Linked DNA regions of Homo sapiens: region 2 is linked to region 1. Evidence: chromatin contacts called from ENCODE Hi-C data. All regions are on one chromosome and are shown on one strand. Each heading gives the region's core, a stretch centred on a gene start or an enhancer-like site at or near the end of the contact. The rest is flanking DNA. Distances are from core to core; before and after follow the strand shown. Region 1 has its middle 60 kb from the start of XCL1. Region 2 overlaps LINC00970 (long intergenic non-protein coding RNA 970).

Region 1 (2,955 bases), core at 168-2,667:
AATTCTCATTTTGCAAGTAAGGGAATTAGCCTCTGAAAATGTAGATTTGTTTCTATCCATACAGCTAGTAAATGGAAGGGCTGTGTGGGGAAACTCAGTCTTCTTGATACAGTAGAGATGTTGCTTATTCCCTACCAAATTCCCTCCCCTGGAGCCAGAAGAAATCCCACACATGAGCATCATCGCCATAGCTAAATACAGTCACACTTTTTGGCTCTTTTCTGCTATAGCTCTATTTTGGGTTAATTTACCTCGTACTGACTCTCAAACAGTTTAACAGCTATTTCAGGCATCTATTTCTGCTCAAAGATGCACTGCTCCTATTTTTGTAAGCCAGATGATGCAGAGAATAGGTAATGCGATAGGAAAATTTTGCCCCTCATAAATCACTGACTCACATCATAACAAGATTACCAGAGATCCAAATATGTACTGTCTAATGACATCTGTAAAGATGACAGCACATGATTATATTCCTCTTTGATGTTTTAATAGTATTTACACAAAATAAAGACTATTTATAAAAAAGATACAATATTTGATATTTTACAGATATTATCTCCACTATTTTTTGCAATAATGCTGATAGGCTCAAGGACGTTAATTATCCCAAATACTTAGAAAGTGCTTTGTTTCAATGTTTGAATTCAAGTCTCTAAGGCCAAAGGCCAAGTTCTTTCCACCATGATACTGTTTATTAGAAGAAAGAGTAAAACCATTATGTACTTTCCTTCTTGGCATTTAGTATTTCCATCCCAGCCAGCACCAGCAGTGGGAAGCAGGCACGATTTCCCATAATTGAATACTTTAGTAAAGAATTTACAACTCAGAAGCACCACAAAATACAGTTCTTAGACTTTCTTCTAGATCATACCTACAATAAGAATCTTTGATCTTCTGCAGGCGTGACACTTGTTTATTATTTTATTTTACATGACTCCAGCACTCCTTCTCTCTACAAATACTACATGAACAACCCTGCTATTCAGCATAAGTGAATTAAAATGAAATTTTCCCATTTGTTCTTTTTAGGGATTTTTGCAAATGCTCTGGAAATTTGCAAGACCAGTGATTTGTTGACATCAGATCTATAGCCGGTAGCATTGTCAGCTGACAGCTTTCCAAAGAAGATAGGAAGTAATCAGTGCAACCTTTGTGGAAATTTGTTTAATAAAAACCCAGAGCAACATTGAATCTATATTCAACAAGAAAGATCTAAGTCTTAATATTCATATTGAGAAACTGGTTTGGAATGTTGATAAGATAAGTTGAATATAAATTATTACCAAACATAAACCTCTTTGGGGGATTTTGCTTATTTTCATTATCAAATAATGGCAATCAGTTTAGTTTTGCTGGTCAGTGACTAACCCTAAACCTCTTAACCTAGCTGGGAATAGGATGTCAAGCTTTGGTAGTGAGAGCTAGATGGCACTATGGTGTAATTCTGTGGGGTGCCCAATTATGAAGAGTTTGTCTGATTGTGATGATAGAGGTTTCTGGAATAAGAAATTCTGCTCTTTTTTGCTCGTGTCTTCTCTAACTGCACTTCTCTAAGTGCAATATAGTACAACATAGGAAGGCTAGGAAGAAGTTTCTGGTGTAGGAAGGCTGAAGATGAGCATTGTCTTCTGTCTTGCTCATTCACTCCTGCTCTTGATTTCTTTCTGATAAGCTGTGTGTGACATGCACAGATACACACACACACACATAAACACACACACACCCTTGTTGAGACTTTTTCTTTAAAAATCAATTAGGAGTATTTCAGACAAAAGATGATTTACACTCCTTCTAACCCATGTCCCTGATTCAGCAGTTTTTCCCTCTGGTGACACAGGTGCTATTTATAGGTCATACACGAGCTGAGGCCAGAGCCTACTATGTGAACAGCTTGTACTGTGGCAAGAAGGACAATGATTGTGAAAGCTAATCATATGAATTGGGGCATTCTTGTTATACCCTACTAAAACAGGGTGGAGAAGCCAGGGGGAGAAAACATTCCAAGCACATGACATTGATCTAAGAATGTAATTCTCTGCAAGCCTAGTTGCTGAAATTTCCTGCTGAAACCTGATTTATCTAAGAGCTGCTGAAACAACCCCTTGTGTTTTACCTACTGCCTTCAGTCACCAACCAAATCCTGCCAACTCTCCCAGACCTTACTAGTGCCAGTGAGCTTTTGCGAAGGACAATATGTAACGTTTCCTTTTTTAAAAAATAAAACCCCTAACCTCTTTGTTTTTGGGACATGCTAAAGACAGTCTGCATGTATGGCCTGAATTACCATTGTTTCCTCCCCACGAAATGGCTTAATTTCAGAGATTCATCTCTATGCTTTATTTGACTTTGACAGTACTTTAGAATTGGAAGAAGACATTAGCAGTTTCTCAGTTCAACTTCCCACTACCGGATGTTTGAAGTTCATCTCCTTAATTTTGAAAAACATTTGATTTCCTGATATTTGAGTCTATTTGCAGAAGTTTAGGAAGGCTAGGAAGAAGTTTCTGGTGTAGGAAGGCTGAAGATGTCGGCCATGACTGTGCAGTCTCCTATGATAGAGCAAGACAGGATGAAACTGAAGGGCCAGGAGATTAACAAAATGGTACCTTCTAAGTGTGTGCTGCTATGTTACATGGCATCCTGTAGGGGGAGCTAAGCCATTCAACAGCTTTAGCTGTAGCATTTAAGGCAATGATATCTTTTGCGTCTCACAACTCCTCTTTCTTTACCCTCCCTCCGTAGCTTTCCAGCTGCCAGAAATGTTATAAATACGTCATCTGCCCTCGATACAAGAAGAACAGACTATTCAGAGCACAGGAAAGAGAAAGACCATGATGGAAGAGATGATTGTGTGAGGGCCTCTAGGAAAATTTCCCTTCCCTCATATTTCCCCTTCAACCTGTCTGAGGATCATAGACACCCATTCTCAGAGATAAAGTGTATTTCTGAATT
Region 2 (2,955 bases), core at 173-2,672, 390 kb after region 1:
TTTGAGACAGAATCTTGCTCTGTTGCCAGGCTGGAGGGCAGTGGCACAATCTCCTTTCACTGCGACCTCCGCCTCCCGGATTCAAGCGATTCTCCTGCCTCAGGCTGCCGAGTAGCTGGGACTACAGGTGCCCGCCACCACGCCTGGCTGATTTTTGTATTTTTGGTAGAGATGGGGTTTCACCATATTGGCCAGGATGATCTTGATCTCTTGACCTCGTGATCCGCCCGCCTCGGCCTCCCAAAGTACTGGGATTACAAGCATGAGCCACGGCGCCATGCCTTGTTCTAGATTTGTAAAAACTAAACAAATAGAACAGCTAATGGAATGAATGATTATTGATTCTATCCTGGATTGAAAAATAAGAAAAAACATTTTTAAAAATATTACTGTTGGAACAATTGGGAGACATCAGAATTTGGCCTATACATCAAATAATATTATGTTTTCAATGTTAGATTTCCTGAATGTGATACTTGTATTGTTGCTATGTTGGAGAATGTCCTTGTTCTTAGAAGACATGTGTTAAGATATTTAGGTAACAGTAATTGAATTCTCTGTGAAATGAATTCTTAAATGGCTTATCAAAAAAATATTTGTGTGAACATGCAAGTGTGTGGAGAGAAAGAGAAAAAGCAAATGTGGTAAAATGTTAACAATTAGTAAATCTAGATAAAGGGTAAATGAACATCATTGTGCTATTCTTGTAACTTTTCTGTAGGTCTGAATTTTTTTAAAGAAAGAAAAGTTTGGGGAAATATTAACCACTACAAAGCAAAAGTAGAGTGTATCCAGTTAACTATTAGTATCAACACTCCCACAGATATGTTGGGGCCATTCCTTTCTGCAGGCCAAGGCGGAGCTCAGCCACTCCAGACAAGGCACATGGAGATGAGGTCACTTTGCCAAGGTCACAAACACCATCACTACATTGCCAGAACTTCCCTACCCGCATGAAAATATCTCCTTGACCTTGGCTGAATTGGAAAATTTATATAAAGGATTCTGCTCCCTTTTATATCATTAACTAATCTGTTGTACAGATTAAAAGATTAGAACACACAAAAACATAAAACGAAATAAATTTAGGCATGCTAGAGTGGAGAGATTCAAGTTGATGCTCTCTGGCATTTTTCTTTCATTCCTTTGATGTTGTTTTAAAACTGTTTGGCCAGAGAGAAGGAGAGAGGGCAAGAAAAGAAATTAGTGCTGCTATGAATAACTGCAATCAACCACCAATTTAGGGAGTCACTGGAGTAGAACACTTCTCAGATGTCAGTGTTTCTCAGCTACACATTGTCCTTTCCTTCGATTATCACTGGCATGTCACCATATTCTGCAAATCTCAGCACCACTGCACCTCCGGCCCACTGGTCACTCATGCTTAAAAGCATGCGGCTGGGGGAGTAGACTGGGGGGACGGCCTCAGCCAGACCACTGTGGAGCCAAAAGAGTGCGTAGGGCTCTGTAGTTCTACTGGCTCAAAAGAATTATCTGTACTTGCATGGCCTTGAGGAGAGACAGGACTGTTGGAGACAGATAAGATTATTTTCTTTTTCCCTCTCTCCAGTGAACCAAACACAATTCCCATTCTGGCTTCCCAGACTCAGGGCTCATGTTTGAGCTTTTCTTTTCTCACTTCTCTTGGTCAGAGGTGATCACTTTTGCAGCTCATGACACATGTGTGATTTTATGTACAATACCTTAAATAGCACTTTTAGAAAATCTGTTTTCTGGCTGGGGGCGGTGGCTCATGCCTGTAATCCCAGCACTTTGGGAGGCTGAGGCAGGTGGATCACTTGAGGTCAGGAGTTCGAGACCAACCTGGCCAACATGGTGAAACCTCGTCTATACTAAAAATACAAAAATTAGCCAAGCGTGGGGGCGCACGTCTGTAATCCCAGCTGCTTGGGAGGCAGAAGCAGGAGCATCACTTGAACCTGGGAGGCGGAGGTTGCAGTGAGCTGAGATTGCGCCACTGCACTCCAGCCTGGGTGACAGAGTGAGATGAAAGAAAGACAGCAAGAAAGACAAGAAAGAAAGAAAGAAAGAAAGAAAGAAAGAAAGAAAGAAAGAAAGAAAGAAAGAAAGAAAGAAAGAAAGAAAGAGAGAGAGAGAGAGAAAGAAAGAAAGAGAAAGAAAGAAAGAAAGAAAGAAAGAAAGAAAGAAAGAAAGAAAGAAAGAAAGAAAGAAAGAAAGAAAGAAAGAAAAGGAAGGAAAGAAAGAAAGAAAGATCTGTTTTCTGGTTAGCCTAAAATGGCTTGTTCTGGAGGAGATACTGACTGTCCCAAGAAACAAAGCCTGCTACGTGCTGAGATTTTGTAACTCCAAGTTCTTCTCAGAAGCAACTTGTAGACTGCATAGGGTTGCATGGACTATTGTCAGGACTCCCCTTTCAGGAAAACCATATTGCAGGGAGGACTGTGGGATGGTGAGTGTTAATGAAGGGCCTAGAAAGCTGAACTGGTAGAGAGATTCGTGACTGATAAGAGATGATGGGGTTTTGTGCGTTAACACAGAGATACTACGGTACTTCTCTTTCTGCTTCTGTCTCCGGGAGATAAGTTAGGCACAAAAATGACCCAAAAAAGCATTCTACTCATCTCTTCCCACCTCTTCCCTGCACAATCATCCCTCTGGTAGCACAGGAGCTAAAACCAAGTCACAGCTACCACAATAAAGGGACTTAAGCACTCAGTGAATGCGTAGCCGAACTCTGGCTAAGGTTAACTTGTTTCCATTCACTAAGTCAGATTAAGAAGAAAAATAAATCAAAGTTATCCTTATAATCACATATTAATTCTAAAAATAATTGTATTTTCACCCCCTACAGCGTGCTAGGTAGGTTTGGAGATGCAAAAATAAATAGCCCACAGCCCCTTCTCTCAGGTCGCTTGTCGTAGAATAGAGATGAGCCTTCCTGAAACCAGGGTAGTAGAACCACTAGAAAAGGAG

What was found. Hi-C counts contacts between places; a loop is a spot of excess contacts on that map. Pooled maps may share reads with other maps.
Region 2: a loop to region 1 is called in a map with no recorded cell type, with 4 times the contacts of the local background. The contact joins two enhancer-like sites. A Hi-C loop is called at or near these places in 6 of 37 single-sample maps with no recorded cell type and 4 of 50 pooled maps.

The regions. Positions count from the first base shown.
Region 1 is chr1:168,634,939-168,637,893 of GRCh38, forward strand. No RefSeq gene overlaps it. Among named protein-coding and RNA genes, the nearest start is that of XCL1, 60 kb to the left of the region's middle. Within about 2 kb of position 1,418, at least 7 of the 41 ENCODE cell types and tissues checked have a DNase peak (open chromatin) inside an H3K27ac peak, as active enhancers do.
Region 2 is chr1:169,026,834-169,029,788 of GRCh38, forward strand. All of the region lies in intron 3 of LINC00970 (long intergenic non-protein coding RNA 970), which reads right to left. Among named protein-coding and RNA genes, the nearest start is that of LINC00970, 59 kb to the right of the region's middle. Within about 2 kb of position 1,423, at least 4 of the 41 ENCODE cell types and tissues checked have a DNase peak (open chromatin) inside an H3K27ac peak, as active enhancers do.